Linked DNA regions of Homo sapiens: region 1 is linked to region 2. Evidence: read pairs that join two places in POLR2A ChIA-PET (ENCODE). Cell type or tissue: OCI-LY7. All regions are shown on one strand. Links, peaks and the distances in the headings refer to the core of each region. The heading gives the core; the rest is flanking DNA.

Evidence for each region. Peaks named below come from ENCODE experiments on the same cell type or tissue, not always from the same donor. Only the 100,000 strongest peaks of a DNase experiment are listed, where the experiment ranks them.
Region 1: POLR2A ChIA-PET joins it to region 2 with 26 read pairs; 8 of 35 experiments call an interaction of 5 or more read pairs at or near these places.

Annotation. Positions count from the first base shown.
Region 1 is chr19:17,167,868-17,174,531 of GRCh38, forward strand. MYO9B (myosin IXB) reads left to right here. Exons shown (of 40, transcript NM_004145.4): 11 at 76-197; 12 at 4,469-4,610; 13 at 4,892-5,096. Among named protein-coding and RNA genes, the nearest start is that of USE1, 44 kb to the right of the region's middle. In OCI-LY7, for the core only: no CTCF peak of the experiment used is centred there; a DNase peak (open chromatin) is centred at 3,014.
Region 2 is chr19:17,101,741-17,108,404 of GRCh38, forward strand. MYO9B (myosin IXB) reads left to right here. Exons shown (of 40, transcript NM_004145.4): 2 at 1-817. Among named protein-coding and RNA genes, the nearest start is that of SNORA118, 13 kb to the left of the region's middle. RefSeq lists enhancers at 2,399-2,448, 6,510-6,559. In OCI-LY7, for the core only: CTCF peaks have their summits at 1,639, 1,839, 2,783 (motif pointing left) and 3,000; a DNase peak (open chromatin) is centred at 4,011; H3K4me3 peaks cover 1,217 bases; H3K27ac peaks cover 2,446 bases.

The DNA.
Region 1 (6,664 bases), core at 516-5,515, 66 kb after region 2:
GTATGCAATATATGTTATGTAGATATTACATATCTGGGAGATAAGAAACTTACCGACCCCGCGCCACCCCTGCAGGAGGAATATCAGGGCGAGGGGATCACGTGGCACAACATCGGCTACACAGACAATGTCGGCTGCATCCATCTCATCAGCAAGAAACCCACGGGCCTCTTCTACCTGCTGGACGAGGAGAGCAAGTGAGTGTCCACACCCCGTCCATCCCGGCACATCTACGCATGGGCACTGGGTCAGGTTCTGCAGCCCCCAGAGCCTTACCCCAAATCCAGACTTTCCCAAGAGCGCCTTTTTATTTTTGAGACAGGGTCTCACTCTGTCACCCAGGCTGGAGTGTAGTGGTGCAATCAAAGCTCACTGCAGCCTTGACCTCCTGGGCTCAAGTGATCCCCTGACGTGAGCCTCTGGAGTAGCTGGGACTACAGGGTCACACCACCATACCCGGCTAATTTTTGTATTTCTTTGTAGCAACAGGGTTTCGTCATGTTTTCCAGGCTGGTCTTGAACTCCTTAGCTCAAGGGATCCTCCCGCCTTGGCCTCCGAGAGTACTGGGATTACAGGCGTGTGCCACCACGCCAGACCTTGTGCTGAGAACTTGTGTCTGTTCATTTCACTTGACCACAAAACCCAAGCTCGTGTGTGCAAAATGCACAAACACCTCATTGTGAAAACATCAACACGTGTGATTAATTCGTGCACTTGAGGCACATCCGCCAGGAGTTTTCAGCAAAGGATTATGGGCCTATGCCTAGAAACTAGACACTGGGGCCAGACGTGGTGGGGCATACCTGTGGCCCCAGCTACTCAGGAGGCTGAGACAGGAGGATCACTTGAGCCTGGGAGGTTGAGGCTGCAGGGAGCTGTGATCGTGTCACTGCACTCCAGCCTGGGCAATGGAGCAAGAGACAGGATTGGCGAGTTGTTACAAAGGGCAGTGCAGTGTGTGGAATTGGGACCCAGATGCTGCTGGGCTCTGGTCTCACTTCTGAGCCTTCCTCCCTCATCCCCACAGTCCACAGGGCGCTGTGAAGGCAGACAGGTCAATAAGGCACCTCATTCTGGGTCACCCAGTTGTAGTCACTGAAATCACGTGACACATACCGAACTACTTTCCTGTGGCTCCTCTAAGGAACCGCTACAAGCCAGGTGGGCTCTTGAGCCCAGGAGATCAAGACCAGCCTGGGCAACACAGAAAGATTCCACCTCGGCCAGGCACAGTGGCTCACGCCTGTAATCCCAGCACTTTGGGAGGCCGAGGCAGGCGGATCACCTGAGGTCAGGAGTTGGAGACCAGCCTGGCCAACATGGTGAAGCCCCGTCTCTACTGAAAATACAAAAATTAGCCGGGCATGGTGACAGGCGCCTGTAATCCCAGCTACTCAGGAGGCTGAGGCAGGAAAATTGCTTGAACCTGGGAGGCGGAGGTTGCAGTGAGCGGAGATCACTCCATTGCACTCCAGCCTGGGTGACAGACCAAGACTCTGTCTCAAAAAAAAAAAAAAAAAAAAAGATTCCATCTCTACAAAAAAATTTTTAACCAGCCTGGCCAACATGGCAAAACCCCATCTCTACTAAAAATGCAAAAATTAGCCAGGCATGGTGGCGGGTGCCTATAATTCCAGCTACTTGGGAGGCTGAGGCAGGAGAATTGTTTGAACCCGGGAGGTGGAGTTCTTAAAACCACAGTAATCTATTCTCTTATGGTTCTGGAAGCTGGAAGTCTAAAGTCAAACTGTCAGCAGAGCTGTGCTGCCTCCAGAGGCTCCAAGGGAGGACCCTTTCTTGCCTCCTCCAGCTTCTAGGGGTCCAAGCTTTCCTTGGCTTTTGGCCACATCACTCCAGTCCCTGCCTCCCTCTTCCTCTTCACATGGACTTCTTCCCTCTGTGTCTGCATCATTCATCTCAATCCTGTCTCCTCCTTTTTTTTTTTTTTTTTTTTTTTTTTTTTGAGACAGGCTCTTCTTGCTCTGTTGCCCAGGCTGGAGGGTAGTGGCGCCATCTTGGCTCAAGTTAATTGGCGTCATCTCAGCTCACTGTAACCCCCACCTCCCAGGATCAAGCGATTCTCGTGTCTCAGCCTCCCGAGTAGCTGGGATCACAGGTGCCTTGCCACCATGCCCAGCTAATTTTTGTATTTTTAGTAGAGATGGGGTTTTTTCACCATGTTGGCCAGGCTGCTTAAAAATTTTTTTTTGTAGAGATGGAATCTCCCTGTATTGCCCAGGCTAGTCTTGAACTCCTGGGCTCAAGCAGTCCTCTCACCTTGACCTCCCAAAGTGCTGGGACCATAGGTGTGAGCCATTACACCTGACCCTGTCTTCTGTTTTTAGAAGGACACCATCCATATGGAACTAGGTCCCACGCTAATGACCTCATCTTAACTAATTACATCTCCAAAGACCCTATTTTCCAAATAAGGTCACATTCAAAAGTTGGTGGTATGGGGTTAAGATATGGACATATTGTCTTATCAGCAGCTCTATCAGACCCATCCCTTGCCAATGACATCTCCAAGGGGCTGGCCAGAGACTCAAATGAATGAGGCACATCCCCTGCCTCAAACCTAGTCCCTGTCCAGGTCAGGGAGACAGACACATCCCTCTGAGGCTGGGGTCCAGGTAGAGAATGTTCAGATAAGAGCATTTGTGCCAGGTGCGGTGGCTCCCACCTGTAATTCCAACACTTTGGGAGGCCGAGGTGGAGGATCATTTGAGACCAGGAGTTAAAGACCAGCCTGGGCACCATAGTGAGACCCCATCTCTACAAAAAAAAAAAAAAAAAAAAAAAAAAACTAGCTGGGCACAGTGGCATGCACCTATAGTCCCAGCTACTCAGGAGGCTGAGGCAGGAGGATCACTTGAGCCCAGAGAGTCAAGGCTACAGTGAGTTGTGATTGTACCATTGCATTCTAGCCTGGGCAACAGAGCAAGACCCCAGCTCTAAAAATTAAAAAAAAAAAAAAAAAAGTAGAGACGGCAGTAGGAGGAGCTACGTCATCACAACCAGGAAACTCCCAGGGTCAGATCAGGGGAAGCCCGTGAGGCAAGGCCTGGCCCAGCAGGCTCGAGTCTCTTTAAAATCTTGCTATTTTTGCTCATCATGGAATTTTTTTTTTCTTTTTGCACATTGATTTAGATTTTCTGAAATACTGTGCTAAAATATTACCTATCTCAATGACTGAGGGTTTTGGGGGACACTCAAGGCAGATGCCTTACACTCCATACCCTCTTTACAGTCCTGGAAATGATATGTTTCATAGCTATAGACTCTCCCCTCCTTGGCCCCGTTAACGCGGAGCCCCCGATGTTGGGATCTGGGCATGCGTTCCGCTGCCTGTATTTTCAAAAGTGGGGCCGGGCTCAGGCAGCATTTGCCAAACCAACAACATCATTTCCCTCCTGGGAGGCAGACTCAGTCAGGTACAAGGAGTCCCTTATTCTGCCCCCACAATCTCCCCCTCCCCGGAGCACAACAGAGCCCTGCTTCATCCTCCTCTCCTAGCCTCTTCTTCCAACTGTGGAGCAGGAGAAGGACCCCCTGTCCAAGGTATGGCATTGAGGTACAAATGGCTCCAAGACCAGAAGTCACCCAGGCCCAGGATTATTCTTAGGAGCTGCCTACGATGGGTAACAGATCCAGACCTCCCAGGGGACAGACTTTGCAGACGCCACCAAGCCTGGTCAGCGACCTCTCTCCAAGCCCCCTAGAAAACAGCCATGTGGGGTCGAAGAGAGTGAGCCACCCAGACTCAGGCACTGGGCTACTCAATGTTAATTCTGCAGCCCTGGCTGGGCGCGGTGGCTCACGCCTATAATCCTAGTCGTTTGGGAGGCTGAGGCAGGAGGATCACTTGAGGCCAGGAGTTCAAGACCAGCCTGGGTAACATAGCAAGTCCCCTTCTCTTAAGAAAAAGAAAAACATTGTACTATAGTCCCAGCTACTCAGGAAGCTGAGGCAGGAAGATCCCTTGAGCCCAGGAGGTCAAGGCCACAGTGAGCTGTGATCGTACCACTACACTATAGCCTGGGCAACAGAGTGAGACCCTGTCTCCAAAGAAACAAATATTTTTCTGTTTTAAAAATCCTGAAGCCTTGAGAGCGTCACTTCACCCTCAGCCTCCTTGTACCAGGCTGCAGCTATGCCAGCTGACGCAGAGAGCAGAGTCCCAGCCCTCCACCAGCGTGTTCAGCATGAGGCAGGCAGGCACACCCAGATAGCAGCGTCCCAGCCCTCTGCCAGCATGTTCGGCATGAGGCAGGCAGGCGCACTGTCATTCCTTCCTTTCTTCACTCCTTCACCCACCCCTCTGTGCACAGAGCCCTGTGCCACTTCACTGCTCTGCCCACCCCATGCACCCACCCACCTCGTGCACCAGGGGTCTGCAAGATAAAATACACAGCAGGTAAATCAGCCGCTGTTCATGCCTGCAAAGGTTCCATGTTCTGTTCCCAGCTTCCCCCACGCCACGAGCCAGACCCTGCTGGCCAAGTTCAAACAGCAACATGAGGACAATAAGTACTTCCTGGGCACCCCGGTCATGGAGCCAGCTTTCATCATCCAGCACTTCGCAGGGAAGGTGAAATATCAGATCAAGGTAGGTGTCTGCCCATCACCACTGGTGGAAGCCTGAGGGAAGCCACAGTCAGCCCAGAAGCCCATGTGGGAGGATCCTCCTGTGGGCGAGGTTCCAGGGTGCTCAGAACCCACCGCGAATCCCCGGCTCCAATGTCCAAGGCGCCATAGTTCAAGAACTGCCATTTGCACTTAGGATGGGCCCCACCCCACCGTCAGCCCTTCCTGCGCCAGCCCGGGGTCTTTGGTAGGCGCCGGTGAGTGACTATCCCCGAGTGACCGCCCACATCCATCCCCCACCAGGACTTCCGGGAGAAGAACATGGACTACATGCGGCCAGACATCGTGGCCCTGCTGCGGGGCAGTGACAGCTCCTACGTGCGGGAGCTCATCGGCATGGACCCCGTGGCCGTGTTCCGCTGGGCCGTGCTCCGGGCTGCTATCCGGGCCATGGCAGTGCTTCGGGAGGCCGGACGCCTGCGGGCCGAGAGGGCCGAAAAGGCTGCAGGTGGGAGCTGGGGCGTGAACCCACAAAAGCGTCACTGTCGAGAGGGGGGCACATCCTGAGTTCATCTTAAAGTGAACACTTCAGTGGCATTTAGTACATTCATTATGTTGTGCAAACGCCACCTGTCTACCTGAAGTGTTCCTGTCACCCTGAACAGAAACTCGACCTGCGTGTGTAATTTAACCTCAGGGCATGCTATCAGCAACTCCATCAGGCGTCTCCTTTGCAAATGATGCCCTCTGATCCCACTGGCCCTGGGAGTTTGCTGATTGTGATAATGTAGCTCTTCCTAGTGTTTTGCCTCTTGTTTCTCTCTCTCTGTCTTGCTCTTTTTTTTTTTTTTTTTTTTTAGAGACAGGGTCTCTCTCTCTCTCTCTCTTGCCCAGGCTCTAGTGTAATGACGCAATCTCGGCTCACTGCAACCTCTGCCTCTTGGGTTCAAGCGATTCTCCTGCTTCACCCTCCCAAGTAGCTGGGACTACAGGTTACCGCCACCACATAGGCTAATTTTTGTATTTTTAGTAGAGACGGGGTTTCGCCCTGTTGGCCAGGCTGGTCTCGAACTCCTGACCTCAAGTGATCCGCCCGCCTCTGACTCATGAAATGCTGGGATTGCAGGTGTGAGTCACCATGCCCAGCCCCAGCCTCTTCTCTTAACTGAGCATTCTCTACTGGGAACCCAGCCTCAAAGGGACATTTCTGTTCCCCCGTCCTAGACAGAGATGGTTTGAGGCAGGGGGTGTGCCTGATCCACTCAAGACTTGGGCCAGCCCTATAGAGTTGCTGATAGAAGGATGGCAGAAAGCTATGTCCTCATTTTTCCCAGAGGCAACCTGAGGCCTGCATGGTTGAGTGGCTCACCCAGGTCTAAGGGCTCCAACCTTCCGTCCTCAGCTTCAGTTTCAGTTATCAGCTGTGGCTTCTGTCTCCGGAAGGGGCTTCATGAAAAGGAGGAAGGATAAAGCTTTCCTGAGAAATAGGAAATAGTGCTCTGTTTTGGGGATCCAAAACTTCACAGTTACCCACCCAACTTTGCCCCAAACTTGAGTGATGAGCTGCTTTTTTTTTTTTTTTTTTTTTTTTTTGAGACGGAGTCTTGCTCTGTCGCCCAGGCTGGAGTGCAGTGGCGCGATCTCGGCTACTGCAGGCCCCGCCTCCCGGGTTCACGCCATTCTCCTGCCTCAGCCTCCTAAGTAGCTGCGACTACAGGCACCCGCCACCACGCCTGGCTAATTGTTTTGTATTTTTTAGTAGAGATAGGGTTTCACCATGTTAGCCAGGATGGTCTCGATCTCCTGACCTCACGATCCGTCTGGCTCGGCCTCCCAGAGTGCTGGGATTACAGGCGTGAGCCACCACGCCTGGCCAATGAGCTGCTTTTTAAGATCGGTCTGCCAGGTGCAGTGGCTCAAGCCTGAAATCCCAGCACTTTGGGAGGCTGACGCAGACGATCGCTTGAGGTCGGGTTCAAGAGCAGCCTGACCAACATGGTGAAAGCCCATCTCTACTAAAAATGCAAATATTAGCCAGGCATGGTAGTGCATGCCTGTGGTCCCAGCTACCACAGG
Region 2 (6,664 bases), core at 931-5,930:
CTCGGGCCGCCGGGAGCAGGCGGCCTACCACCTGCACATCTACCCCCAGCTGTCCACCACCGAGAGCCAGGCCTCGTGCCGCGTGACTGCCACCAAGGACAGCACCACCTCGGACGTCATCAAGGACGCCATTGCCAGCCTGCGGCTGGACGGCACCAAATGTTATGTGCTGGTGGAGGTCAAAGAGTCGGGAGGCGAGGAATGGGTGCTGGACGCCAACGACTCGCCTGTGCACCGGGTGCTGCTATGGCCCCGGCGGGCACAGGACGAGCACCCTCAGGAGGATGGCTACTACTTCCTGCTGCAGGAGCGCAACGCAGATGGAACCATCAAGTACGTGCATATGCAGCTGGTGGCGCAGGCCACAGCCACCCGGCGCCTAGTGGAGCGTGGCCTCCTGCCACGGCAGCAGGCGGACTTTGATGACCTGTGTAACCTCCCCGAGCTAACCGAGGGCAACCTCCTGAAGAACCTCAAGCACCGCTTCCTGCAACAAAAGATCTACACGTACGCGGGGAGCATCCTGGTGGCCATCAACCCCTTTAAGTTCCTGCCCATCTACAACCCCAAGTACGTGAAGATGTATGAGAACCAGCAGCTGGGCAAGCTGGAGCCACACGTCTTCGCGCTGGCCGACGTGGCCTACTACACCATGCTCAGGAAGCGCGTGAACCAGTGCATCGTGATCTCGGGTGAGAGCGGCTCCGGCAAGACCCAGAGCACCAACTTCCTCATCCACTGCCTCACCGCCCTCAGCCAGAAGGGCTACGCCAGCGGCGTCGAGAGGACCATCCTGGGTGCTGGCCCTGTGCTGGAGGTGAGCGGGGAAGCTGGTCGGTCTGTGGGAGGGGGCATTTGTTTGGAAAATGCGGGTTTCAGGCCAAGCTCGGTGGCCCACATCTATAATCCCAATGCTTTGGAAGGCTGAGGGAGGAGGATTGCTTGAGCCCAGGAGTTCAAGATCAGCCTGGGCAACATAGCAAGATCTTTTCTCTACAAAAAAAAAAAAATAATTAGCCAGGCAGGCATAGTAGTGCTCACCTGTAGTCCCAGCTGCTCAGGAGGCTGAGGCAGGAGGATCACTTGAGCCCAGGAGTTCGAGGCTTCAGTGAGCTATGATCATGCCACTGCACTCCAGCCTGGATGACAGAGAGAGACTCCATCTCAAAAAAAAAAAAAGAAAGAAATTTCAGGCTGGGTGTGGTGGCTCATGTCTATAACCCCAGTGGTTTTTGAGAGGCTGAGGCAAGAGGATCGCTTGAGCCCAGGAATTCAACATCAGCCTGGTCAACACAGCAAGGCCCCCTCTCTACAAAAAAAAAAAAAAAAAGATTACCGAAGTGCGGTGGCACACATTTGTTGTCCCAGCTATTGGAGAGGCTAAGGCGGGAGGATCGCTTGAGCCCACGAGTTGGAGCTATGATTGCACTACTGCACTCCAGCCTGGGCAACAGAGACAGACCCTGCCTCTAAAGAGAGAAAAAGTGGAGGTTTTCTGATTGTTGTTATTATTCAGGTACTGCGAAGCCAACTGGTCAGGATGCAACTGCCTCTTGGAAAGAGAGTTTGTTACTCACAGTTCCCGAAAGAAGAGGATGCAATGCCATGGAAGGCCACAGGGGGAAGCACTGGGACTCATCAGGAGGCTGAGGGAGAGAGGGAAAAAGGGAGCGGGGAGAGGCAGGAAACTTTATTGTGATTTTCATGCATCAGAATGTGCTAGGCAGAGTAAGCTGGCTTAGGATTGGCTTGTTTGAATTATTTCAATGGGCTCTGGGGCATAGGGGCTGCCCCTTGTTGTCAGGTGCCAGGGCCTGGGGTGATGAGGGCAGGGGATAGTGGGCTGGAGTGTGAGAGTCCCAGAGAGGAGGTGGCTGGGGTGTAGGCTCTGGACTGGTTGGTTTGCATATGGAAGGCAAGTCCCAAACCATCTCTAGGAACTGGCTAGAATCAATCTAGGAATTGGGAAGGGCCGTCTCCCTGGGGTCAGCCAGGCCCCAGATGTCAGAGCATCAGAAATACAGAAAATAAGTCACTGGGCGCGGTGGCTCACACCTGTAATCCCAACACTTTGGGAGGCTGAGGCAGGTGGATCACGGGAGGTCAGGACTTTGAGACCAGCCTGGCCAACATGATGAAACCTCGTTTCTACTAAAAATATAAAAATTAGCCAGGCATGATGGTGTGTGCCTGTAATCCCAGCTACTCGGGAGGCTGAGGCAGGAGAATCGCTTGAACCCGGTAGGTGGAGGTTGCAGTGAGCCAAGATCGCTTCACTGCACTCCAGCCTGGGTGACAGAGCGAAACTCCATCTCAAAAAAAAAAAAAAAATAGTCACAGTTAATACACATTTGGCTTCCAGAACATGGCCATTCATTCTCAAGGTGCCTGAAAGAAAAGGCTGGTGTATTCAAACCAGTTTGAGGAGTGCTTCACAACGGGACATTTCTAGGGGGACCAGCAGGGTGGAAGGAAGCCAGCAAGGCGTACGGCAGGCCTGGGGGTTAAGGGGATGGCGAAGCATTGTCGGGGAGGGGGCTGCCTAGTTTCACTGTAGAGGCAGCAGAGAAGGGACCAACCCAGGCTCTTATGCCTCATGCCCTCTGCCCACTGTTCATTGCCCTGATCAGCCAAACCCCACAGGAGCCCTCGATGTGCCACTGTGGGTGAGTCTTGTGGCCACAGGGCTACAGAGGTGACCACACAGCACCCATCATTGCAGGGATTGTAGGACAAGGTGCATCCACATGTCTCAGAACAACGCAACCATCGCCACCTGGTGAGGGCCAGGGGCAGCGTGTGGCCTCAGGGGTCTGCACCTCTGGGTGTGGGATCTGCCTTTTTTTCATTTTTATTTTATTTTTTGTAGAGATGGGGGTCTCACTGTATTCCCCAGGCTGGTCTCGAACTCCTGGATGCCAATGATCCTCCCACCTTGGCCTCCCAAAATGCTGGGATTATAGGCGTGAACCACTGTACCCAGCTCCGCTTAAAAAAAAAACAAAAAAACAGATTGGTTGTTTTAGAGCAGTTTTAGGTTTATAAAAATACCGAGCAGATAGTGCAGAGAGTTCCCATGTACCCCTCCCACGCCCAGGTTCTCACATTATTTATATTTTGCATTCGTGTGGTGTGTTGGTTGCACCTGACTCAACTCTACGTTGGTACTGTTACTAACAGCCATAGTTTCCATTAGGGTTCTTGGTGTTGCACATTCTTTGAGTTTGGACAAAAGTATAATGAATGTGTCTGCCGTTGGAGTGTCACAGAGTGGTGTCACTGCCCTAAAATTCCTCCATGCTCCCCCTGTTCATCCCTCCATGACCTTTGGCAGCCACAGCTCTTCTCACTGCCTCCACAGTTCTGTCTTTTCCAGGCTGTCTGTAGTTGGAGTCCCAGTGTTGCAGGCTTTTCAGACTGGCTTCTTCCACTTCACAACCAGCATTTAAGGTTCCTGCATGTCAGTTGGGCACGGTGGCTTACATAATCCCAGTGCACTGGGAGGCCGAGGCAGGAGGATCACTTGAGCCCAGGAGTTCCAGATCAGCCTGGGCAACATAACAAGACCCTGTCTCTACCAAAAAAAAAAAAAAAAAAAAAAAAAATTAGCCAGGTGTGGTGGTGTTTGCCTGTGGTCCCCCCTACGTGGGAGTCTGAGGCAGGAGAATCGCTTGAGCCCGGGAGGTTGAGGCTGCAGTGAGCCAACGTCTGGCCACTGCACTCCAGCCTAGGTGACAGAGCGAGACCCTGTCCCCCAAAAAAAGGGGAGAGGAGATTCCTCCATGTCTTTTCGTGGCTTGAGAGCTCATTTCTTTTGCTGAATTGTAGCTCATTATATGAATGTGTCAGTTTCTTCACACGTAGGATCCTGAGAGCCCCCTCAGTGGAGAGAGGGAGTTGGGGGCAGGGTCAGACCCCACCCTTTCTGGAGCCTTGACCTCTCGCCTCTTGTTAGTCCCCACAAGCTGAGGGCTGCCATGCAAATTCACTGAAATCACATCTAAGCAGTGCCTAGGAATACATTTCAGTTCCTCTTCCTCTCTGAGGTCATCAGTAAGACATTAATTGGGGTCATACAACTTAGCCCTGGTCCGACATATGTAGCCTATTCCTGTTTTCTCCTGTGCAAGTAACACAGAGATTCATTGTCATTGTTTACATCAGCTTTTAATAAAACTGCTGAGCAATTTCACCATAGAATGTCCATTTTCTTTCCTTTCCCATCCCCTCCCCTCCCCTCCTCTCCCCTCCCCTCTCCTCGCCTCTCCTCTATTCCTTTCTTGTCAGGGTCTCTCTCCGTTACCTAGAATGGAGTGCAGTGGCACAATCATAACTCACCGCAGCCTCGAGAACTTCTGGGCTCAAGCGATCCTCCCACCCAAGTAGCTGGAATTCCAGGTGTGCACCACCATGCCCGGCTAATTTTTAAATTTTCTGTAGAGACACAGTCTTACTATGTTCTCCAGGCTGGTCTCGAACTCCTGGCTTCCAGTGATCCTCCCACCTCAGCTGTTTTTAATATGGCTTGTCTTGTGTGCATTACATTATATACCCAGACCGCCCGTTCATTGCTGTGTGAGCATTTGCTGTGTGGCAGGCTATGATATAGGTGCTGGGCTATGTGGTGGCCAAAGTCAACACAAAATTCTCCCCAGGTAGAACTCGGGGAAGACTCTGGGTGACACAGGAGCTATAGAGGTTCTGAGCAGAGGTAGATGCAACCCAGCTCTGGTCTCCCGAGGCCGCCCTGGCGTCATCCCAGCTCTGAGACTCAGCCACAGTGAAACTGCCAGTGGCCCCAGTGTCCTCCCAGCAGGTGGCCAGGGGGCTCAACGGCTCTCCAGGCCAAAACATCAGTGCCTGGCATCCACACCCGAGATAAAACAGTGATCTTGAAAATTCAGCATGTGTGGCACACACCTGTAATCCCAGAGTCAGGAGGCTGAGTCCTGAGTCAGGAGGATTGCGTGAGCCTAGGAATTCCAGACCAGCCTGGGTAACATTGCAAGACCCCATCTCTACCAAAAAGTTTAAAAACTAGGCTGGGTGCAGTGGCTCATGCCTGTAATCCCAACACTTTGGGAGGCCAAGGCAGGTGGATCACCTGAGGTCAAGAGTTCGAGACCAGCCTGGCAAACATGGTGAAACCCCGTCTCTACTAAAAATACAAAAATTAGCCAGGTGTGGTGGCGAGCGCCTATAATCCCAGGTACTTCGGAGGCTGAGGCAGGAGAATGGCTTGAACTTGGGAGGTGGAGGTTGCAGTGAGCCAATATCGCACCATTGCACTCCAGCCTGGGCAACAAGAGCGAAATCTGTCTCAAAATTAAAAATAAAAATAAAAAATTAGCCAGGCATGGCAGTGCATGCCTGTGGTCTCAGCTCTCAGGAGCTTGAAGTGGGAGGATTGCTTGAGCCCAGAAGTTCAAGACTGCAGTGAGCTGTGATCACACACTGCACTCCAGCCTGGGTGACAGAGCAAGACCCTGTCTCAAAAAAATAACAAAAAAAATTTAGTAGGTGAATGAATGAGAGGGTAGATCCAACATTTACCATGTCAGACATTTTGCCAAATGGGACTAGGCAGGTGGGTAAATGCCTGAGCCCCGCAGAAATGACACGCCCAGCCCCAGGGTCTCAAAGTGGCACGGCCAGGAGGCAGGATTGCCACCTAGGTCTCAGTTCAGGGTCCATGTCCTCCCCACCACGTTGCTGCCTCCACAGCGCCATCTCACTAGGACCCTCCAGGGCGTGGACAAGTTTCCTGTTGCTAAGTGTTAGGGGCAAGGGAGTCTCCAACAACAGGGATTAAGGCTCTCATGGTCCTGGAGGCCAGAAGTCTGAAATCAAGGTGTCCACGGGGCCGCACTCCCTCCCGGCTCTGGGGGAGGATGCTTCAGGCCTCTTCAGCTTCTCTGGTGGCTGCAGATGTGCCCTGGCCTGTGGCCACGTCACATCAGTCTCTGCCTCTGTCGTCAGGGGCGTTCTTCCTGTGTGTCCATGTCTTCACGTGGCTTTCTTATAACAAGGACACCACTCATGGGATGTAGGGCCCATCCTACCCCGGCATGACCTCATCCTACCTAATTGCATTTGCAAAGACCCTATTTCCAAATAAGGTCACATACACAGTTTCTGGGGGTGAGGATGTGGATATAATTTTGGGGGCGGGGGGCTCAAGTCAGCCCACAGCATCCCCCATACAGCCCCACCTGGTCTGCTTCAAGTCCTACCTGGCCCCTGGCAAGTCCCACTTGGTGACATCTTGTGCCTGGGTCCTTGAGGGCTGCCCCAGATCCGCGATTGTCCTGGGGACCGGTAGTTCCTCCCCGGATGCCAGCAAAGCTCCCTCCAGCCTCCACGCCTGCACAGTCTCCAGTATGCCTTCAACAGCCATTAGTCACCCTCTGTGAGTCAGACCCCCGGTCCTGCCAGGCCAACCTGCTTGGGGCCTCAGCAGCGGGGGCTGGCGAGGCCAGTTTTCTCCAGCGGTTCTAAGCCGCTCGAGGGTGGTGCCCACGCCGGCTTCCAAAACAGGCTTGAGCCAAATCCACGTCATGGCAATAAACGTGCTTCCTGGGGCGACTGTTTGCAAAGGGATGTGATTGTCTTCACTGAGAGCTGGATTTCTCAACCTGGCTCTGCTGACATTCAGGGCCGGATC